Regions from separate parts of the Homo sapiens genome. Here region 1 is linked to region 2. A link is an interaction called in ENCODE POLR2A ChIA-PET data of the cell type or tissue named here. Cell type or tissue: OCI-LY7. All regions are shown on one strand. Each heading gives the region's core, and the rest is flanking DNA. Links, peaks and the distances in the headings are about the cores only. Region 1 overlaps SOS2 (SOS Ras/Rho guanine nucleotide exchange factor 2). Region 2 has its middle 14 kb from the start of ARF6.

Region 1 (5,379 bases), core at 325-5,324, 240 kb after region 2:
TAAAATACTATGTCTTTTTTTGAATAAATTAAAAAAAAAACTTTACAAATACCATTCCAGTGTCAATGACTACATATGGCTAAGGTCATTGGGGAGTTTCTGCATTTTCTAGCAAAGGCAGTCTGTACAATGGGGGGTGCGAAAGCTCCCGTTTGTAAGTCTTTGGTGGCAGTTTTGGCAGATGAGGGCTTGAATTCTGCCTTGGTGGAACAGGGGGAGCTGGAGGATGAGCAAGATTATTCTGACTAGAACTGAGCACATAGCATCGACGCGGTACCCTTGGAGAGGGTGTGCTAGGAGGAGTGCTTGGCGAATTTGGACACGTACTAATGTCTCTGAGCCAGTCTGAATCTCTGTGAAGATGCCCCAGTGGAGGTGGCTGAAGATTAAATGGACAGTTTATAAAGTGTTCTGGAGGCCGAAGGGGAACTGGTGGAGGGGTATCAGGAAGAGGATCTCTTGGTGGTGGCGGAGGTGGACTATGCAGAGGCCCATCAAATGCACCAGTAGGAACAGGAACTCTGGGTTTTACCTTTGGAGGAGGAGGCTGTCTCGGTGGAATAGCAGGAGGATCATCATCAGATTTCATATTTCCCTCAAAAAAAAAAGTAATTAAATTATACCTCTATTCTGAAAAATTAAAAAAAAAAATTTTTAAGTCTGAAAAATTCTTACTTGTCAAGTTAAATTCAGAGGCTCAAAATAAACTAATCTGGGTTAATTATCAGATTATGAGTACTCCTAGATTAATTCAGGGCTGGGTTTAATATTTTTATATATGAGATGTTTTAATTTAAGTCTTAGGTCCTAACTCTTTATCTTGCTTTGTGTATACATTTCAGAAATTTATGTATTTTAATTATAATAGTAGGTAAGTGACAATAATTTATTGCTTTATAGACATGAAAGGACATGATGTCTAGAGGACTTTAATGTCTAGCTTCTGCTTACTGGGCATCTACTGCTACTTTCTCCAGTGAGGCTTAGAGCAGTAGATCTCAAAGTGTGATCCAGAGACCAACAACATCAGCATCAGTAGGGAACTTGTTAGAAAAGCAAATTCTTGGGCCCCATCCTAGACTACTGAATCAGAAACTCTGGAGGTGTGGCTCCACAGTCTGATTTTACCAAGCCTTTCAGGTAATTCTGATGCACCCTTAAAATTTTGAGAAGCATTAGTTGAAAGTTTGAAGAATACTTGGAATACTACTGAAGTTTTTTTCCACCTGTACCAGAAAGAAAATGTACTTCCAGCCTCTTTTTTATTTTTTTATTTTTATTTTTAGTTTTTGAGACAGAGTCTTGCTCTGTCGCCCAGGCTGGAGTGCAATGGTGCGATCTTGGCTCACTGCAACCTACCTTCACCTCCCAGGTTCAAGTGATTCTCCTGCCTTAGCCTCTTGAGTAGCTGGGATTACAGGTGCCCGCCACCATGCCCGGCTAATTTTTGTATTTTTAGTAGAGACAGGGTTTCACCATATTGGCCAGGCTGGTCTTGAACTCCTGACTTCAGATGATCTGCCTGCCTCAGCCTCCCAACCAGCCTTTTTTTTTTTTTTTTTTTTTTTTGAGACAAGAGTTTTGCAATTGTTGCCCAGACTGGAGTGCAGTGGCACGATCCTGGCTCACTGCAACCTCCAACTCCCAGGTTCAAGCGCTTCTCCTGCCTCAGCCTCCCCAGTAGCTGGAATCACAGGCACCCGCCACCACACCCAGCTAATTTTTTGTATTTTTAGTAGAGATGGGGTTTCATCATGTTGACCAGGCTGGTCTCGAACTCCTGATCTCAGGTGATCTACCCGCCTGGCATGAGCCACTGCGCCCGGCCCAGCCTCTTATTTAGAAAAGGTTTTTATAAGGATTAAACAACTAAAAGTATTTTTCAAATATAACAACCCAAATGCTGAAAAACCATAAATGGTAGCCAAAGTATAATTCACAGACTCTTTATAACACTAGGCATTATTTTGAAGATTCACAACTTTGAATAAGTTGGAGTAAAGTCCTGTTGATTACCTTGGAATTTGAAGCATCATGATCAAACTTTTTTCGAGGAGGAAGAGGAGGAGGAATCAGGGGCTCTTCACTTAGTTTATGTAAACTACCACATGAACTAAAGAAAGACTCTGGGGGAGAAAAAGACTAGTTTAACCACAATTCACAGTATAAGATAAACCTTTATCACAATTTGTGATCGATACTTCTACCATGGCATTTGTCAGACTGTATCAACTATTGGTTTATCTATCTTCCCCCATTAAATTGTAAGCTTTCTGCAGGGAGTGTGTATTTATTTCTGTGTCTCTAGCACCAACCATAGTGCCTGGGGCATGATGGGTACTTCAGCTAAATGAAGGTGTACTATTTAATTATGATTAATGAGATTCTGCTCCCTGAAAAGCCTTTCACAAATCAAAACAAAACATGTCTAAATACACTGTAGTAACTTCCAAAGAAAGACCATCCTAATCAGAGACCTTTTTTTTTTTTTTTTTTTTTGAGACGGAGTCCCACTCTGTCGCCTAGGCTGGAGTGCAATGGCACGATCTCGGCTCACTGCAACCTCCGCCTCCCGGGTTCAAGCAATTCTCCTGCCTCAGCCTCCTGAGTAGCTGGGATTACAGGTACCCACTACCACCCCCAGCTAATTTTTGTATTTTTAGTAGAGACAGGGTTTCACCATGTTGGTCAGGCTGGTCTCAAACTCCTGACCTTGTGATCCGCCCACCTCGGCCTCCCAAAGTGCTAGGATTACAGGCATGAACCACCGTGCCCTGCGAGACCGTATATTTTTGAAGCAGCTATGATTGGGCACATCACCACACAGGTAATAAAACCCTCCATATAGGAACCCATAAGGTAGTGTTATATCACATAACTCTTTGTCTTTGCAAGTCTCTCACTGATAATGTACACGTTATATAACTACATTAAAGGAAATTTACAAAATGATAAATGACAGGAAAATACCCCTAAACAGATCAACCAGACATATAATAATTACTATCTTCATTTTAATTTTTTCTATAGTTCAACTTCCCATTTGATCTCTCTATATTCACACAGTTGTTACAAAGGCAGCAACTATGTCTTATTTGTCATTATACTGAGATTGGGAACACAGGCGCTAACTGGGAAAGAAGTTGATAAGTTTAACTTTAAACACTCTAACTGAACTGCTTATGAGACATCCAAGTAGATATGTCAAACTAATTATTCTATGTCAAAAATTGCTATCCCGATCATGTGGCTCTGCAGTTACTTCCTGGGGGAGGGGGGGGAGTCCTGTTGACTCAGGGGGAAATAGCTGATACAAAAGGTACGCCTATGAGGTTGGCAGATGGTGTGGGGAGGTTAGGCAGAGGATGTTCCTAAACACTCTGAACTGAACTGCTTATGAGACATCCAAGTAGATATGTCAAACTAATTATTCTATGTCAAAAATTGCTATCTCAGTCATGTGGCTCTGCAGTTACTTCTGCGGGGGTGTCCTGTTGGCTCAGGGGGAAATAGCTGATACAAAAGGTATGCCTATGAGGTTGGCAGATGGTGTGGGGAGGTTAGGCAGAGGATGTTCCTCAGACCTGCCAGCATTGTTTGTCCCGTCTTTGGGAGAACTCCTTTCGGTGGTGGTAAATCTGTCCCATTTGGTTTAGTTGGCCAATCCTGCCCAGGACACCCCAATTCAAGGCAAGGAATAGGCATGGGACTCACTTTCTTAACATGATCAGATTTTTATCTACCTCTCTTTCATGCAAGTAGCCATTTTTTTAGGGAAAGTGAACCTGACCCCTTAGCTCCAGGGATGGGGCCTAATTGGTATAAATCAATCAGAGTAATCCCATTCCTTTAGCCAGAGTGATGAGTTTAACTGTAGGCATGTAACCTAATTCAGACCAGTGAAATTTAAAAGGAGATATTCTGGGGGCTAATGGAAAGGAAGTTCCTTGCTCTTTTTTGGAAACGCATTCTGTCATACTGTCTTGTCTGTACTTCTCTCTATATATAATTTGACTGAACAAAGAAGCACACAACCTTTACTGCTCTTGCCAGTTATGATTTTGAGGGAAAACAGCTTTAAATCAAGCTGATAATCTGGACAAAACAATGAAGAGTGAAAAAGAACCCTGGGCTTTTTTTTTTTTTTTTTTTTTTGAGACGGTGTCTCGCTCTGTCGCCCAGGCTGGAGTCCAGGAACCCTGGTCTTTAATTACATCATCGAGTCACTGAATCAACCAGTCTTAAAGCAGCCTTCCTCTAGGCTTCCAAGTATGTCTGAGTGTTTTCTTATTGATTAAGCCAGTCTTAGGTGGTAACAGACACGCACACTCATGGAAGCAGATGATATGTGAATGATGGGAAAGCTATGAGAGCTCTGAATCTGGGTCTGACTCTACAGTCACCACTTAACCAGTATATTTCTCCACGGTAGGCAATCAATAACCCTTGCTGAAGTCTGAATGCAATTTAATTGTCTATCAAGAGCATTTCCCTACAAGACTACAGTCTTTATGAACTTTTTTAGTGCCTGCATTTATTCCAAACTGGTGAATATAGCAGAATTTACTAAACAATTTCTGTAATGTTAGTTAGCTATCTAAGTTACTTCTAATTTTCTGCCATTCATTCATTCATTCAACAGTTATTGGGCACCTGCTAATACTGTCAGGCACTGTCTGAAGCACTAGCAATATAACCGTGAACAAAACTCAAAAATTCACGTCCTTATGGAACTTATAATCTAGGTTAGGGAAAGATAAGTAAAAGTATGATGCCTATAAATTATGACAAGAAATATTTGGTTGGAAAGGGGTATAGAAAGAGGTGGGAGGGGAGCAACATAAATAGGGTGATTAGGGAAGGCTTCACTAAGGTAACAGCCTGAAGGAGGTAAGGGAGCAGGCTGTGAGGCTAAATGGCTGAAAAGTATTATAAACAGCAGGAATGGCAAGAGCAAAGCACTGATGCAATAATGTGTCTATTATGTTGAGGCAGACTGAGTGAAGGGGGAGAATAAGTGATGAGGTCTGACAGATCAAACAAGCCCAAACTGTGTAGGGCCTGTGCGTTCTTTAAAGGAACCGGCTTTCACTGTGAGTGAGATGGAAAGCCACCAGAGGGCTTTTTTTTTTTTTTTTTTGAGATGGAGTTTCACTCTTGTCGCCCAGGCTGGAGAGCAGTGGTGTGATCTCAGCTCACTGCAACCTCCGCCTCCCGGATTCAAGCAATTCTCCTGCTTCAGCCTCCTGAGTATGCTGGGATTACAGGTGCCTGCAACCAGGCCCAGCTAATTTTTGTATTTTTAGTAGAGACGGGGTTTCACCATGTTGGCCAGGCTGGTCTCCAACTCCTGACCTCAGGTGATCCGCCTGCCTTGGC
Region 2 (5,379 bases), core at 313-5,312:
AGTAACCCTCCTGCCTCAGCCTCCTGAGTAGCTGGGACTATAGGCAAGCACCACCAAGCCTGGCTTTTTTTTTTTTTTTAAAGAGATGGGGTCTCACTATGTTGCCCAGGCTGGTCTTGAACTCCTGGGCTCAACAGATCCTCCCGCCTTGGCCTCCCAAAGTTCTGGGATTATAGGCATGAGCCACCGCACCTGGCCTGTATTTCCATTTTCATTTATTTCAATGTATTTTCATTTCCCTGAGACTTACTTTTTGGCCCATGGATTATTCAGAAGCATGTTGTTTATTTTCCAAGTGTTTAGAGACTTCCCTGCTACCTTTCTGTTATTGATTTCTACTTTGAGTCCATTGTAGCTGGAGAACATACTCTGTATCATTTCTTTTTTTTTTTTTTTTTTGAGATGGAGTTTCACTTTTTTTGAGATGGATTTTCGCTCTTGTTGCCCAGGCTGGAGTGCAATGGTGTGATCTCGGCTTACTGCAACATCCGCCTCCTGGGTTCAAGCAATTCTCCTGCCTCAGCCTCCCTAGTAGCTGGGATTACAGGCAGGCAGCTGCCACCACGCCCAGCGAATTTCTTGTATTTTTAGTAGAGACTGGGATTCACTATATTGGCCAGGCTGGTCTTGAATTCCTGACCTCAGGAAATCCACCCGCCTCAGCCTCCCAAAGTGCTGAGATTACAGGTGTGAGCCACCGTGCCCAGCCCCGCTTCAATTCTTTATATATTTATTGAGGTTTGTTTTATAGCCCAGGGTATGGTCTATTTTGGTATATGTTCCATGGGCACTTGATAATAAGATACGTGATATGTTGTCTTTCAGTCCTCAGTTTTTGCTGATATTTATGTTCTTTTATTCTTCTCTGCTTATAATTGTCTTATTTATTTATTTATTTATTTATTTATTTTTGAGATGGAGTTTCGCTCTTGTTGCCCAGGCTGAAGTGCAATGGTGCAATCTCGGCTCACCACAACCTCCGCCTCCTGGGTTCAAGCAATTCTCCTGCCTCAGCCTCCCAAGTAGCTGGGATTACAGGCATGCGCCACCACAACTGGCTAATTTTGTATTTTTAGTAGAGACGGGGTTTCTCCACGTTGGTCAGTCTGGTCTCGAACTCTCGACCTCAGGTGATCCACCCGCCTCGGCCTCCCAAAGTGCTGGGGTTACAGGCATGAGTCACCGCACACAGCCCTTTTCTTTTTTCTTTATGAGCAAGGACTTGAGCAATAATTGTCTTTACTATGCCCTCTACATACATTTAGAACTACATTGGAGAGTTATAACTTTTACTTCAATCATCAAACATAATTTAGAAAACTCAAGAGGAGAAGAAAAATCGATTGCATTTACCCATATTTTTGCTTACCATGTTCTTTCTTGCTTCCTGATGTACCAACATTCCTTTTTCTAAAAAAAATCCTTTCCTTTCTGTTTAGAGAAATTCCAACTTCTTTTAGCTATTTTTTTAAAAATTGTAGAGATGGAGCCAGGTGCAGTGGCTCACGCCTGTAATCCAAGCACTTTGGGAGGCCGAGACGGGTGGATCACCTGAGGTCAGGAGTTCAAGACCAGCCTGGCCAATATGGTGAAACCCCATCTCTACTAAAAATACAAAAATTAGTCGGGCCTGGTGGCGCATGCCTGTAATTCCAGTTACTCAGGAGGCTAAGGCAGGAGAATTGCTTGAACCCAGGAGGTGGAGGCTGCAGTGAGCCGAGATTATGCCACTGCACTCCAGCCTGGGCAACAGAGCAAGACTCTGTCTCAAGAAGAATTTAAAAATTAAAAAAAAATTGTGGAGATGCGGGTCTCACTATGTTGTCTCGGCTGGTCTCAAACTCCTTGCCTCAAATGATCCTCCTGCCTCGGCCTCCCAAAGTGCTGGGATTACAGGTGTGAGTCACTGTGCCCAGCCCTTCTTTATATCTTCTTTATCTCTGCTGAGACTTTCTATTTCTTTGCTGAGACTATTTTTTAATTGTTTCAAGTGTGTTCATAATTGCTAATTAAAGCATTTTTTATGCTGGCTGCAGTAAAAACTTTGTCATATTATTCTAACATCTTTTTCATCTTGATGCTGACATTTATTGTCTTTTTTCATTCAATTTGATATATTGTTATAATGAGTGATTTTTGGTGGTGACCTGAATATTCTGAGTATTATGTTATAAGACTCTGGATGTTATTTATTTTTAATTTAATTAATTAATTTATTTATTTATTTTGAGATGGAATCTCCCTCTGTTGCCCAGGCTGGAGTGCAGTGGCAGGATCTCGGCTCACTAAACCTCTGACTCCCGAGTTCAAGCTATTATCCTGCCTCAGCCTCCCAAGTAGCTGGGATTACAGGTGCATGCCACCACACCCAACTAATTTTTATATTTTTAGCAGAGATAGGGTTTCACCATGTTGGCCAGGCTGGTCTCGACCACCTGACCTCAAGTGATCCACCCGACTTGGCCTCCCAAACTGCTGGGATTGTAGGTGTGAGCCATCCCACCCGGCCTAATTTTAATTTTTAATTAAGATTCCCCATTGTTAAGCAATGAACCTTATTTATTTATTGAGATGGAGTCTCACTGTGTCACCATCTCGGCTCACTTCAACCTCTGCCTCCTGGGGTCAAGTGATCCTCATGCTCATGCCTTAGCCTCCCAAATAGCTGGGATCACAAACCTGTACCACCACACCTGGCTTTTTTCTTTTTCTCTTTTTTTTTTTTTTTTTGAGACAGAGTCTCACTCTGTCGCCCAGGCTGGAGTGCAGTGGCATGATCTCGGCTCACTGCAACCTCTGCCTCCTGGGTTCATGTGATTCTCCCGCCGCAGCCTCTGGAGTAGCTACGACTACAGGTGCACACCACCATGCCCAGCTAATTTTTTGTATTTTTTGTAGAGATGGGGTTTCACCATGTTGGCCAGGCTGGTCTTGAACTCCTGACCTCAGGTGATCTGCAGCGCCTCAGCCTCCCAAAGTGCTGCGATTACAGGTGTGACTCACCCCACCCGGCCACTGCACCCAGCTGGATCTTACTTAAACTTCTGTTTTAGCTGGCCTCCTCTAACACCAGCAAGGAAAGAGGAGCACTACCTTGTTACTGCCAGATGGGGGCAGATGTCCAGGTTCCTCATTTGGCCTCTGTTGACAACCTAGGAGTGGCTCCTTGTTACTACAAGGTGAGGGTGGGAGTACTCGCTCCCCACTAGGCCTCCAGTGATAGCTCCCTGGCTGGAAAGCGTAAGAGTACATTATGCTCCCCATGGGGTTTTCACTGACTCTATACCACAAGGGAGGCTGGTATTGGGGGTGAGGGAGTAAAAGAAAAAAACCTGTTTTCCAGCGGGGCGCAGTGGCTCACGCCTGTAATACTAGCACTTTGGGAGGCCAAGGTGGGTGGATCACCTGAGGTCGGGAGTTTGAGACCAGCCTGGCCAACGTGGCGAAACCTCCGTCTCTACAAAAAATACAAAAAATTAGCCGGGTGTGGTGGCAGTCGCCTATAATCCCAGCTACTAGGCAGGGTGAGGCAGGAGACTCGCTTGAACCTGGGGGGCGGCGGAGGTTGCAGTAAGCCTAGGTGGCACCACTTCACTCCAGCCTGGGCAAAAGAGTGAAACTCTGTCTCAAAAAAAAAAAAAAAAGAAGAAGAAAAAAACTGTTTTCCTGTACACTCATGAAACTTCTGACACCAAATGTGTGGAGTTTTCCCTCACAGTAAGCAATTCTCCAGCTCTCTAGATCCCAGTCGGGTGTACTACAATTATGACAGTAACTACCCAGAATTAGCACAGACCACACAGGTTAAGGGTTCAGTCTCACAAGACTATCCCAGTTCAGAAGTCAGTCTCAAATTCCAAGTTGTGACTTGTACTTCTGACCCACTGGCTATAAATCAGGGGCTCCCATGACTCCCTCCTGGGGCTTGATAATTTGCTGGATGGCTCGAGGAACTCAGGAAAGCACTTTACTTGCAATTACCCGTTTATTATAAAGAATACAATTCAGGAAGAGCCAAATGAAAGAGATGGATTGGGGCCAGGCACAGTGGCTCACGTTTGTAATTCCAGCACTTTGAGAAGTGGTAGTAGGTGGATTGCTTGAGTCCAGGAGTTTGAGACCAGCCTGGGCAACACAGTGAGACTGTCTCAAAAAAAAAAAACAAAAACAAAAACAAAGAAAGAGATACATTGGGCAAGGTATAGGAATGGATGGGCTGTATGAGGGTTCCAGGCCCTTGCTAGAGGTGCCACCCTTCTAGCACCTCAGTGTGTTCACCAACCCAGAACCTCTCCAAACCTTGTCGGTTAGGGATTTTATGGAGGTTCTATTATGTAGGCATGATTAATTAAGTCAGTGGCCATTGGTGACTAAGATCCTCTCCCTTCCCTGGAGTTCAAGGTGTGGGACTGAACATTCTATCCAGGGTTGGTTCCTCTGGCAACTAACCCCTATCCTCTAAGAGTTACCTCATTAGCATAAATTCAGGAATGGTTAAACGGGCTTATTACTGTTAACTTAAAAAAAATCACAAGATTTATAAATTTAGAAGTGGAGACTTTATTTCTTGTAAAGTGTTACAGCCTGCAAGGTGGCCATCCCAGAGGCTGGGAAACGCAGCCTCCAGTAGAGACCTGGAAACAGGCATTTCAAAGGAGGAGGGGCTGGGGTAGGAGCTTTATGCTGAAGGAGTTGGCTAAACATACATATTTAACAGGCTAGAGGAGGAGCTATGAATATTCATGAAGGTGGTCCTGGTGCATGCATGTTGAATAAACATGCATGTTACTTATGAACTATGTTCACCTTGGGGTGGAGACTCAACATTTAAATGTATTACGGTTAGGCCCTATTCATCAGAGGTCTTTTCAGGACACAAAAGGACTTTTAAGCACGCAGTCTACGTAAACTGGCTAGACCCAGTCCTTGGTCAGTGGTCTTCTTATCAGGAGAAAGTTACTGAAATCAATCTCTTGTCCAATCAGAGCTGTAGTTATGGCTTATGGAACAAAGTCAGTTGGTCAGCATGTGGTGGTTGTAAGCTGCAACTGCTTCAACATTGTTTATCTCAAGGCCAGTGCTTATTTAGCTGCTAGAGAAAAAGAAAAACCTTGTGGTGGTTAGGACATAGGTTATTCTTTAAGTGTAGGAGTGCATGGCTTAACACTTGCCTGGCATGGCCTTAGATCCTGTTTATAATTTGTATCTTATTATCATAAAGATAATCTGTTCTGTCAGTCTTTTTTTTTTTTTTTTTTTTTTTGAGATGGAGCTTCGCTCTTTTGCCCAGGCTGGAGTGCAATGGCGCGATCTTGGCTCACCACAACCTCCGCCTCCCAGGTTCAAGTCATTCTCTTGCCTCAGCCTCTTGTGTAGCTG

Evidence for each region. ChIA-PET counts read pairs that join two places held together with the same protein. Peaks named below come from ENCODE experiments on the same cell type or tissue, not always from the same donor. Only the 100,000 strongest peaks of a DNase experiment are listed, where the experiment ranks them.
Region 1: POLR2A ChIA-PET joins it to region 2 with 13 read pairs; 15 of 35 experiments call an interaction of 5 or more read pairs at or near these places.

The regions. Positions count from the first base shown.
Region 1 is chr14:50,118,259-50,123,637 of GRCh38, forward strand. SOS2 (SOS Ras/Rho guanine nucleotide exchange factor 2) reads right to left here. Exons shown (of 23, transcript NM_006939.4): 22 at 2,017-2,126; 23 at 1-595. The coding sequence ends at 86. Among named protein-coding and RNA genes, the nearest start is that of VCPKMT, 4.4 kb to the left of the region's middle. In OCI-LY7, for the core only: no CTCF peak of the experiment used is centred there; no DNase peak of the experiment used is centred there.
Region 2 is chr14:49,876,796-49,882,174 of GRCh38, forward strand. No RefSeq gene overlaps it. Among named protein-coding and RNA genes, the nearest start is that of ARF6, 14 kb to the right of the region's middle. RefSeq lists a silencer at 3,175-3,234. In OCI-LY7, for the core only: CTCF peaks have their summits at 3,116 (motif pointing right), 3,318 and 3,520; DNase peaks (open chromatin) are centred at 3,096 and 3,566; H3K4me3 peaks cover 292 bases; H3K27ac peaks cover 1,159 bases.